Linked DNA regions of Homo sapiens: region 1 is linked to region 2. A link is a contact called in ENCODE Hi-C or POLR2A ChIA-PET data. All regions are on one chromosome and are shown on one strand. Each heading gives the region's core, a stretch centred on a gene start or an enhancer-like site at or near the end of the contact. The rest is flanking DNA. Distances are from core to core; before and after follow the strand shown. Region 1 overlaps HCFC1 (host cell factor C1). Region 2 overlaps BCAP31 (B cell receptor associated protein 31).

Evidence for each region. A loop is a pair of places that touch in the nucleus more often than their neighbours do. ChIA-PET counts read pairs that join two places held with the same protein, here RNA polymerase II (POLR2A). Pooled maps may share reads with other maps.
Region 1: a map of PC-9 shows a loop between it and region 2 (4-fold over the local background). The contact joins two enhancer-like sites. A Hi-C loop is called at or near these places in 1 of 168 maps with a recorded cell type or tissue (PC-9) and 3 of 50 pooled maps. POLR2A ChIA-PET finds 5 or more read pairs at or near these places in 4 of 52 experiments (GM12878, H1, K562 and 1 more).

The regions. Positions count from the first base shown.
Region 1 is chrX:153,951,553-153,956,892 of GRCh38, forward strand. It overlaps HCFC1 (host cell factor C1), which reads right to left. Exons shown (of 26, transcript NM_005334.3): 15 at 5,073-5,211; 16 at 4,639-4,859; 17 at 2,514-3,990; 18 at 2,055-2,218; 19 at 962-1,406; 20 at 289-606; 21 at 37-155. Among named protein-coding and RNA genes, the nearest start is that of RENBP, 9.6 kb to the left of the region's middle. RefSeq lists an enhancer at 1,901-2,140. Within about 2 kb of position 1,944, at least 10 of the 41 ENCODE cell types and tissues checked have a DNase peak (open chromatin) inside an H3K27ac peak, as active enhancers do.
Region 2 is chrX:153,706,902-153,713,519 of GRCh38, forward strand. All of the region lies in intron 4 of BCAP31 (B cell receptor associated protein 31), which reads right to left. Among named protein-coding and RNA genes, the nearest start is that of BCAP31, 14 kb to the right of the region's middle. RefSeq lists enhancers at 25-525, 1,513-1,807. Within about 2 kb of position 1,635, at least 3 of the 41 ENCODE cell types and tissues checked have a DNase peak (open chromatin) inside an H3K27ac peak, as active enhancers do.

The DNA.
Region 1 (5,340 bases), core at 694-3,193, 240 kb after region 2:
GCCACGGACTCAGGAGCCCCAACACACCCGACTCACCACACCCAGGGACTCGATGCCATTGGCCACTTCGGTCAGGGTAGCTGCAGCCTGCAGCTTGGCTGGGCTGGCCACCACAACCGGCTGGGGGGCCACAAATGTGTTGGATGGAGCCAGGCCTAGGAAGAAAGAAGGTGTCAGCGGGAAAGACTCGGGAAACCTGGCTCCCAAGTGAGACCGAGCCTCCCGTCCTGCCCTCACCTCCCTGGGTGCCCCCACCACCCCAGCACCAATTCGCCCTCAGTCGCTTACTCTCAGTGGCCGTTGAGGGCAGCAGCGCCACAGTGCTGGGGACCGTGCCGGCCAGCTCATTGAGGCAATTGCTCTCAATGGCTGGGTCGTTGAGACTGTCGGCAGGGGCCAGGGCCTCAGTGGGGAGGTGGTGATGCTGCTGCTGGGCCTGGGCCTCCTGCAGCTGCTGCTGCTGCACCAGGGCAGCCAGCTCCTGCTGTGTCAGCACAATGGGTATGGTGGTGGCCTGGCCCTCCTGACCCTCGGCCGACAGGTGCCCCAGCTCCGCCTGAGTCACGGTTGCTGCTGCCTCGGAGGTGTCCATGGGCTCGCCGGTGCCTGCTCCAGGGTCGAGAGAAACACTACTTACTAGGAAGGCTGGCCAGAAGCGGGCAGCCCGGGCGGAGGCCCCCAAAGCCTGTCCTAGAGACCCCGTCCACCTCCTACCGTGCTCCACTGTAGGCTAAGCCCTGGCCGAGGGGCCCTGCCTGTTTCCCAGGCGCTAACCCCAGCCAGCCTGTTCTACACGGCAGTCTCTACTACTTGGCCTGCCTGGGGTCCCCTGTGCTCGTCCTCCCCATCACATCTGGCTCATGCCACCCTCGAGGGAAATGGGCTCCTCTTCCCAGGCTGTCTCCGCGGCCTATTGCTCCCCCGAGCGGCCCGGCTTCCCCAGGGTTGCACCGGCACTCACCCATGACGGCCTGCTGCGCGGCCTGGAGCACCGCCTGGATGGCCAGGGCCTGGGCTTCCTCCGTGGCTGCGGCCTGGGCAGCTGCTTCTGCAGCAGCCGTCACTGCCAGCTCCTCGGGGGTGAGCCCCGTTACCATGAGGGTGGTGGTGCCAGCTTGGGCCTCGGCCATTAGCTCTTGGGGAAGTGATAACTGGTCTACTTCGGACTGTGTGGGTGGGGGTGGCTGGACCACCACAGTGGCCACCACCGCAGAGCCGGCAGACTCCTGGCCCGAAGATGGCTCCCCTGTGCTGCTCAGATCCACGGCGGCCGGGAGCTCAGGGGTCTGGGAGGCTGACAGGACCTCGGCGGACTCCCCCATCAGGGCTGTGGAAGCCGACTGCAGAAGCTGCCGTGGCGGCAGCTGCTGGCGAGGACCTGGCGACACCTGGAGTTCCTCTGGGGGCTGCAGGATGTCAACAGCAGAGAAGGGCATGTCAGAAGTTTCTGTGTTGGCTATGGTCACTGTTATTTTGGCCGGGATGGGGACTTCAGTAGTCAGAGCCCTTGGGGCAGTCTCAGTCATTGATGAGATCTTCTAGAAAGGGAGAGAAGCCCCTGTCAGAGGGGAGGAGAGGGGCCAGAGCCAGGCAGCAGGGCTGAGAAGCAAGCCAGCCCTCACCTTTCCTTGTGGGCCTAAGTTTTCATTCTTGATGGGCCAGCTCCAGCCCATGTTAAATAGGGAGGGGACAGTGGTTCTCTGACCAGCATGAGGAGAAAGGCCCTTGAGACCCCCGGTCAGGTTTAACCCGTCCTCAGTCACCCTGGCCTGGACAAATGGGCACTCAGACCCCCGCCATGTCTTATACAGGCTGCGGTGAAGTGACACGCGATGAGAACCAGTCCCAGAAATAAAAGCGCCCCAGAGATGCGGGGGACGGTGAGGCTCCTGCCTCCTGCCGCAGCAGGCACCGAGGCTGCCCTTTTATGGTCCGGAAAAGGGACCAGGAGCGGCCCCATGCCTGGTACAAGAGCGACATCTGGCGTCTGAGTGTGGAACTGCACGGGCGTAGGCCGGGAAGGCGGGGAAGAACACGGCCCCCTGGGCTCTTACCGGCACAGAGGGGCCCGGGACCGGTGTGGACTGCGTCACGGTGGTCACAGCCCGCGTCAGTGTGGAGGACACGGTTGTCGTGATGGCACTGGAGCTGGTGATGTTCACGCTGTCGCCCTGGGTGCTCTCCACCTCTCCCTGATCGCTGGCAGCAGGTGGGGGGTCTGTGGGGGCGACAGGCAGGCGGCTGCTCAGCAGGAGCCCCCCCGGCCTGTACTTGGCTTGACCACCACAGGCTTCCTCTACCACCAAGGGGAGGGCCAGATAAGGCAGGACAGGCTCCTGGAGACCTCTGTCTGCTTCAGGTACAGCCAGGACGCCCCAGCTCTCCCCACTGGTAAATTGGGTGCCAAGGAGCCTGACTGGTGGACTCTGGACGGACCCCCGCCATCGTTGTCTTGGCCTTTCAGCCTGGGGGGCTGGGAGACCATGAAAGCCAGGCTGGCCACCTTCACTTACCTTGGTTTGAACTCATGTTGGAAGTGACAGTGGTGGCCGTGTGAGTGGTGCCCGTCTCGTGGGTCTCACAGGGGGGGTTGGAGCACACCCTCTGTGTTGGGAAAGGAGCCAGCAGCGCGGTGCCAGCCTGGGGGGTGACGCTGGGTGCCGCCGCCACCTCTAGGCCAGACTCCACGGTCCTGTGGGAAGAAGTGGCGTCGGGAAGCAGGGCACCCACGCTGACCGACATGGTGGTGCCAGTGGAAGTGGTCTGGTGTGTCTCACAGGGGCGACCAGCAGGGGGCTGCTGCCCACCCTCGGGCTGGCCCGTGCCCCCGTTTGAAGTAGCGGTGGTGGCCGTGTGGGTGGTGCCCGTCTCGTGGGTCTCGCATGGCGGGTTGGAGCACACCCTCTGGGCGCTGCCTGCATTCGAGGTAGTGGCGGTGTTGGTGGTGCCTGTCTCGTGGGTCTCACATGGTGGGTTGGAGCAGACTTGGGTCACGGTGGCCGAGGGGCACAGCAGTGCCTCCAGGGCTGTCACAGTCACTGTGGTGCTGGGCGAGCCACCCTGGAGGCTCTCGCACACAGGTGCCATGCGGGGCTCCCCAGCACCCACGCTGGAACGGGTCATGGCAGCGGTGCTGACCGCATGGCTGTGGCGCCCCGCAGGAAGGTCCTTAATGCTTGGGCTGCTCAGCCTGACTTTGCTGCTCAGAGGGGCCAACTGCACAAAAGCAGGGCTGCGGCCCCCGGGCTCCCGTGCCATGCTCGGCCCAAGGAGTGGGCCGGCCGAGCACGGGGCCCCGGTGGCCATCACAGTCATGGTGGTGCTGGTCGCGCTGGTCTGGCGGGTTTGGCACTGGGACTTAGAGCCCTGGGCTGCCTCCAGCGCCCCAGTGGCCACACTGATCCGGATCACGGCAGGGGTGCCAGCTGCACAGGCCCGACGGGCATCTCGCTGGTGGTTGGCGCCGACGCTCGACATGGCTGTAGTGGCAGTGTTGGTGGTGCCCGTCTCGTGGGTCTCGCAGGGTGGGTTTGAGCAGCCATGCTGCCCGGCCATGTTGGAGGTGGCGGTGGTGGCGGTGTTGGTGGTGCCCGTCTCGTGGGTCTCGCAGGGCGGGTTCGAACAGACTCGGACCACGCTACCATTCTGCTGGCCCACAGTCGAGGTCACAAGAGAAGCAGCTGCCTCCTGTCTGTCACAGACGAACTGCACTTGGGTGGGCTGGGGGTGTCCCCCAAGGTTAGCCACAACAGTAGTGGTGGCCGTGTTGGTGGTGCCAGTCTCGTGGGTCTCACAGGGTGGGTTGGAGCACACCAAGGTGACAGTGCCAGGCTGCACATCACCCTGGCCTGAGTCGGCGATGGTAACTGTGGCGGTGGGCTGTTCTGTAGTCGGGGAGGCCAGAATGGACACAGGGAGGTCATGCACAGGCTGGGCCTCCACCCCACTAGGTGCCGTGATCAGAGTTACCTGGGTGGGCTGGGACACGGGCTGGGGAGACACACGAGGAGGAGAGTTAGTGCTGCAGCTGGCTGTCTGCCTGTCCCTCCCACTGTCCTGCACTGTCACCACACAGGCTGGGACCACTGACCACTTCTCAACGGCCCTGGCAGACGTAAGACCCACTCACCCCTGCCCCCAAGACACTGACTTGCTCAGAGGCCAGGGAAGAGGCACCACTTTGCCTCAAAGGCAACTGGGATGAGGAAGAGGCTGTGAGGACAGGGCAAGGGGAAGGCAGGAGGCTGGCTGAAGTCAAGTCCTTTGTCAGAGAATGGAAATCCCCCTCAATGCTCAAAGGCCAACAACAAACGTTTCACCGTTTTCCTTAATATGTATGAACAGAACACTGCACACACATGCAGACGAGCTGCGGCGTCCTGTAGAACACTGCGAGAGGAAGAACCCGGTGTTCAAACACCAGGCATGGCCAAACCATGACAGCCAAACCACGGACTATGACACAGGGACCATGTGACACCAGGGAAAATGCCCCAGGTGAGGAAAGGCCTGCCATGGCTGCACCCGGCAGCAGCGCAACACCAGGAAGGAAAGGCCTGTGGACGGACGGCGTGAGCCTCACGTGCTTCCACTTGTGTGGGGTCCCTCGCCCACACGTGGCCTCAGGCCCTGCCCTACCTGCATGGTGATGGTTGGGGTTGTGAGCCCGCCTGCCGCTGTCAGCGTGGTCTGTGCGGCCGACACAGTGATGGCAGTGGGGTTGATCACCTGGCTTGAGAGGGTGGCAATGGTGCCCAAGGTGGTGATGGGCGTGGCCAGGGAAGCACTAGTGCTGTGGCCCCCCGCCCCGGCAAGGCTGGTGGAGACGGTGCCTGTCACTGTGCCTAGGGTCGTGACACCTGAAGGAAAGGAGGCAAGAGTTGGGCCAAGGCTGCTGCTGTCTCCTTCCCAGCAGCTCCTCCTGCACAGGCTGGGGCACTCTGGAGCTGCTTGCATAGAAGGCTCGGGAGAGAGGAGCTGCTGTGCCACCCAGCTGTGCCATGGGGATTGAAGGCCAGCCCTGCTTCGTTATAATCTAGGGGTGGCAGGGGACCTGGCCTATGGGTACACACCTGTGGTGCCTTTCACAACCAACGTGGTGACGGCTGGCTTGACGGCGGAGACGGTGACGGGTGTGACCAGGCGAACACCCCCCATGGGCACAGTGCGGAGGATGGTGCCTGGCTGTCCCGGGGCCCCCTTAAGCACCACCTGGAACACCAGAGGAAAGTGCCACCAACGTCACCACCAGGCTGGTAGATGCCACCGATGCTGCCCCTCCCAGGCCTGTCGGGAGGACCTGCGTGGCGTGCTGGGGTGGACTGCACTAGGACACTGGGC
Region 2 (6,618 bases), core at 385-2,884:
TTTCCCATCCACCTCCCAGAGCAAGGCAAATCCGACCATGTCAGCCCTCTGCTTAAGCCACCTGCTGCCAGCACGCATGCCCTCAGTGAGCTCTCCTCCTTCACTAACCACGTGGCCCCCTGCTCTAGTAACACCTAACCCCTCACCATTCCTGGAACACGCCTGGCTCTGTGTGGCAGTTCTCCAGGCCGGAATGTCCTCTCGACCCAGCTCAATCCTCACCTCCCCCCAGAAACCCTTTTGGATCTCCCACCCCATCAGAGGGACGCCTTCTGGGGGCTCCTGCAGCAGCCCCCCAGGCACCCGCATGTAACTACCTCATTCTCTGTTCTCTGCGTGGCTGCCATCCGTTTATATGGCTGCCCTACCAGGCTATGAAGGTCTTTAGGCTGGGCACTGTGCCTTCATCTCTGCACTCCCATACCTGGCACACTGAAAAGGGGTCTTCCGCCCACTCCAGCAAGTATAGCTAAAAAAAAAAAGGGGGGGAGGGCGCGGGGCTGGGCTTCCAGATGACTGGATCCCACTCCCAGGAGAGGAAATGCTCCCTGACAGGTGAGGGGACAGATTTGAGGCTGCACGTAAGGCTGGACAGAATCTCCCTGGGCCTAGACTGCACCTGTGTTCACCTGGGAGCCTGGCACCAAGAGGGGCAGAGGCAGACACAGAGCTGCTCAGTCTAGCAACAGAGGAGACAGAAGACAGGAGTGGGAAGGCGCCGTCTCAGACCCGTTCTGATGGGCAAGCCAGGCTCATGGCTGCAGGGGGAAAAAACATTCACTGCCGCGACCTGAAGGCACAACCCAGAGCTCCAGCCTCTGCATCCTCACACCCTCAACCCCCACCCAGGGCCCAAGCAATGCAGACCAGGTCCTCTCTGATCACTGGCATTTTTCAGCCTGGGAGCCAGCCTTCTAGAACATTTTCCCGCTCCCTCACACTGGGTCACTCAGGCACGTTAACGTGCGCTTGTCTGTTCCCTTGTAGCTTCCCAGGCCCCCAGGACAGGGCACGAACATGGCCTTTAGCTTCTGCCTCTGCTGGATCTCCCAAGTAGTCTTACCCGAATCACTGTTCTTAGCTATTCATTTCCAGAAAACAGGAAAGAACCTAAGAGCCAAAGGCAACTCCTACAGATACAGGGTGGTCACCAATAGAATGGCCTGGGGTCCAAAAAAAGGCCAGTGAACGAAACTTAACAGAATCCAGATGTGGCCTTGGAAGACACATGGCAGCCCCAATGCCTCAATCTGACTGGGCTTTCTTGATAGAATGTTGTTGGACACTGAGCAGGGCTATCGTGCTTTTATAAAAGGTTGAGTAAACCAGAGAAGGCAGGAGAAACAGAACCTCTCCACAGACTAGAGAAACAGGGCCAACCATATCAAATGGAGAGAGCCATGGCTCATAAGCACTTTTCAGCAGCCCTGTCTTCCCCCATGAGCAAGGGGAAGAGGACACGGGCTTAATAGGAAATGGAGAAGGAGCAAGTCCCGACCAAAAGATTCCATGCTGTGGCCACCCCCGGCCCGCCCTGCTGACGGGTTTCAGGCGAGTCAAGTCATTCAACCCCCAGCCCCTGCATACACATGGTGTTCACATAAGCTCACTCCTCAGCCCCCAGCCGGCAGAAAGCCGGTGTCCCAGCGCCACCTGCTGACTTTCCAGGCCTACCGCAGGGTGGCCAGTGGACTCTGGGTGAACACGCCCCAGCTGTGGAAGAAAAAAAATGAGGCAGCGCCCAGGCAAGGAAGCAAGTCAGGTGACGCCTCAGGAAGGCTTCAGTGAAGAAGAATGACTAACACCAGGGCTTCCACTGCCCTCAGCGACTCTTACCCACCAGTCTGGAATCAGGAAAACAGGTTACAACTGGGAGAGTCACCTAGAGCAGACCCGAGAAGGCTGCCCCAAAGGGCTGCCCCAAGTCCATTTTGGTACAGCTGCGTGGCCTTCCCTGTAGCCTCCCAGCACACAGACGCTGGAGAAGACGGGAAGAGGAGGGCTAGAGCTGGGGGAAATGGAGGCCGTTTCAAATGAGAACATGACTTGTGGCAGCTCCAGCCCACGACCCAGATGGAGCTCACCCATCCTGAGGACAGTGCACTAAGCGCAGGGCAAAGGGGCAGGTGTGGGTCTGGCCTGTCCTCCCTTCTTCTTGAGAACAAGTGACACAGACCAGCTGGGTTTCTGGGGTTTTGCTGTGTATCTTTTTTAAAACCAGCTATCTGAGGGGTTTGGGGTAAGCTGGAGGGTAGAGAGCAACCGACTGAGGTAAGACAACTTAGGCAAAGGTAGTCTGTGATTAGATGACTCAACCTAAAAAAGAAGAAAAAGCAGCTCAGCAGAGAAGCACGGGCAGCTCCATCTGGGCTAATGGCAGCGATGGGATTCTACCCTGGAGGGGTAAAGAGGAAACAAAAGATGCCTGTGGATCAAGTTCAGGTCAGCAAAAATTCAGGGGGCTTCCACACAAACAGGGGCCTTCCTGCGACTGGCTGCTAACCAGCACTTTGGGCCTAACCTTGACCGTCATTTAAGCTGAGTAAGGCAGAGAAGGCAGTGCAGGTCCTCTGAACACACAAACCCCAGCCCAGAGGGAGCTGCCGTCCCCAACACACTCCAAGACTCAAGAGGGCCTCTCGCTAGCTGTGCCCCCGAAGTGCAAGGTTGGCAGGAAGGGAACAGGAGCGACTGCCGGAGTCTTCCACAAGTGGAAACCAGTGGCTCATCCAGTGTGGTCCCCTGGAGGTGGCCCCGATGGACCCGCCTTCACAAACTGTCATAGCTCCTAAGACCTGAAAAGCTGGGCTTCTTGGCTAAAAAGCCCAACAAGTTCAACCCAGGCACGCACCTAAAGCTGTCGCCGTCAGCCCGGGACAGCCCATTCAGTCACCAAATGTTTCAGCGCCCTTCATATGTGCCAGGCCCTTGGCACTGAGCTGAACAGTCTGAAGGGGAAGAGCCCAGGTTTTCCACGATGGGCAACCCTGCCAAGTGCCACACCTCAGAGCTGCGTGTGCAGGCTGCCCTGGGACCCGAGGACAGCGCTATGGGTCAGCCGGGAACATGGTGTGGGCCCCTCGGAACAGGCTCCACAGGGAAGCCTCGGAGATTCACGAAGAGGAGGTGCCGGCTGGGCCGGCAGCTGGAGGGGGTGTTCCGCACAGAGGTCCCCAAAATGCTCAGAGAATCGAGTTGGGGGAGAGCATGTGTTACGTGAGGCTCTCCCATGAGACCCACATGACTGCTTCATGACAGGGGGAGGCCGAAGCAGAGACTGTGGGGGAGCCGCGTCCTGGAGGATCCATGTGATAGCGAGCCACTGGAAGTGGGGTGCACAGGCCAAAGGGGGGAAGGCAGGTGGCAGGGAGCCCGCTTGGTCTATACGGGATGGTGGTGGCCCCACCACAGCAGTGGTCCCAAGGGTTGTGAGAGAGAGGCTTAGGAGGTGACATCTACAGGCTGTTTCATGGGTGGAGTCCAGCTCTGCAGGCTGAAGACTTCTGGAGGTTGGCTACTTGACACCGTGAAAGCGCCTCACCCTGCTGGGCCACACACTGAGAAATGGCCACGATGGTTGGGCAGTCACATGGGACAAGAAGAAAGGGCAGAGCAGCCCCAGGCTTCTGGGTCAAGTGACAGGACTGAGACAGTAGTGGCAGAGGCAGGACAAAAGCTCAGAAGGCTTTGGCTGGGAAGCTGGGACTCTCCCACTGCTATCCCAGGCAGCAGCAGCAGACTATGGGGGGCCAAGGGTACAGACTTGCTTCTAGGTGTGATGTTTCCTTTCAGGCCAGGCCCCCTTTCCCAATTACAAAGGCTACTCGGGAGCTCTCAGGCTAACCTCCTATGTGTTCTGAGCCCAGTCCCGCTGAAAACTAGTGCCAAGCACCAGGCCTTCTCCAGAATGTGCTCCCCTCCTTGGCCACTAACCTGCTCACATCCTCCTTCTTGATCTTGCTTCCCTCTTCCTTCTGCTCCCCGATCTTCTATCGCTCTGCTGGAGGCTGGAATCCATCCTGCCAGCACATTCCCTTTGCCCTGGCCTCAATGCCTCTGAAGCCAGCAACCCAAGCTCGACTGCCCGGAAGCACCCTATCCTGCTCATCTGCCAGGCCTCCCCTGCTCAACCCTGCTCTCCCTGTCCCCTCCTTTCCTTGCTGCCCCCAGGCCTGGCCAGAAGTCCCACTCTGCAACCAGCCCTCACACCTAGCACGATAGTGTTACTCCATGGGCAGCCAGAGCTCCCTTTCCAGCAGGGGGCTGCGTCCTCGATTCCGCAAGTCCACAGCAGAACCAAGATCATCTCAGACTCCCAGAGACTGGAAAAGCCTGCTGATTCAACTCCACCTGGGCCTCTCAGCTCTGTCCCCTCCACCCCACTTCTACTACCACTGTACCACTGCCCCCGTTCAGGTTCCCAGCAAGTCTCACTGACAACCTCCAACTTGGTCTCCCCACTTCAGGCTCTCCTGCTCCACTCCAACCCATACACCCTTGCAAAATGTTAATCCACACAGGTGACTGCATGCCAGCAGTACTGGAATACCCACTAGGCAGGCTCTCTACCACGCAGAAAAGTTGCATACGAAGTCTGGAACCCTTAACTCCTAACCATCTAACCTGCTCGGGCCATGAGTACCTGCTCGCGCCATGAGTACCTGCTCGCGTTCAAGAACTGAGCCTCTCAGTGGGACATAAAGAACATGGAAAGAAAGAGAGGTGGGTGTGGTGGCTCATGCCTGTATTCCCAGCACTTTGGGAGGCCGAGGTGGGCAGATCACATGAGGCCAGGAGTCAGAGACGACCAGCCTGGCCAACAGGGCAAAACCGTCTCTACTAAAAATACAAAAATTAGCCAGGCGTGGTGGCATGTGCCTGTAGTCCCAGCTACTTGGGAGGCTGAGGCATGAGAACTGCTTGAACCCAGGAGGAGGAGGCTGCAGTAAGCCAAGACTGTGCCACTGCACTCCGGCCTCAGCGACACAGAGAGACTCTGTCTCAAAAAAAAAAAAAAAAGAAAGAAAGAAAGAAAAAGAAAAAGAAAAAAATCAACAGCAACAAAAAAGAAAGAGACAGATAATAGGAGTGGCATGGGTGCTCCAAGAGGATCAGGAGGCCCAAAGAAAGCTGACTAGCTGAGGCCACTGTTTATGACATCAGAAACAGAGCTGCAGGCTCGACATCCACCAATGAGGAATTGGGTAGACACTCAAGAACACTCAAGAACGCTGGAGAGGCCAGGCACAGTGGCTCATGCCTGTAATCCTAGCACTTTGGGAGGATGAGGTGGGAGGATTTCTTGAGCCCAGCAGTTTGAGATCAGCTTGGGCAACAGAGCAAGACTCTGTCTCTACAAAAAATTAAAAAATTAGCAGCACGTGGTGGCACATGCCTATAGTCCCAGCTACTCGGGAGGCTGAGGCAAAAGGGCGGGGCTGCAGTGAGCCATGATCACACCAATGCACTCCAGCCTGGGTGATGGAGCGAGACCTTGTCTCAAAAAAAATAAATAAATAAATAAATAAATAAATAAATATGCTGGAAACAGGTCAGTTGTCCCAGAAAAACATTCATGATAAACTGAGTAGAACACTCAAGTCACCAAGGGGCATTTAAAGCATGTGGTGCTTAAAAGCCCCGTGGTTAACTTTTTTTAAACACGGGAATGTTTTTAAAAAGCATGTGGAGGCTGGGCGTGGTGGCTCAGCTGCCGCACTCTCCCGTGTTCCCATCCAGTAGCCTGATCCAAAAAAGCCATGAGGTTGGTCTTGCGTGACTTCTTAGAAAAGGAAACGGTGATCCCAGAGATCAGTGTGGATTCACCAGTTGCCCATAAGCGATCTAGTTAATCATTTCTGGAATTTTGCCAGAAATATATACTCCTTGCTAGTCTAAGAGTTAAATCTAAGATGGTGGCTGTGACCCTAGAGGACCTTGGCTTTCTGTGTGATGCTCTTGTCCAGCCTTATGGCCACACAGCCCATTTGCAGCTTGCAGGAAACACTGAAAAAACAAAGCAGGCCAGGCGCGGTGGCTCACGCCTGTGATCCCAGCACTTTGGGAGGCTGAGGCAGGCAGATCACCTGAGCTCAGGAGTTTGAGACCAGCCTGGCCAACATGGTGAAACCCCGTCTCTACTAAAAATACAAAAAATTAGCAGGGCATGGTGGCGGGCGCCTGTAGTCCCAGCTACTTGGGAGGCTGAGACAGGAGAATGGCGTGAACCCGGGAGACAGAGCTTGCAGTGAGCCGAGATCGAGCCACTGCACTCCTGCCTGGGCGACAGAGTGAGACTCTGTCTCAAAAAAAAAGAGTGAGCCCCCTAAGGCTTCTATGTGTATGTGTGGATAGAGCCAATCCACATGGCAGCCACTCATGTGGGTTAGGACCACACCTAACTACACTGTTCTGCCAGCACCTTCCCCACACTTCGGCATCTGGTCGTTAAGAACAGACTCAGACTGGCAAGCATCATGCTAAAAATCCATCTACACTCCATCTATAGAAGGCTGACAGAACTTCTCCAGGAATTCACAGCAGTCACCAATGATCCCGCTCTTCTTTTCCAAAAGCATACAAGCTATTCTTTCTAGAGCATGGCTGGAGATCAAAGTC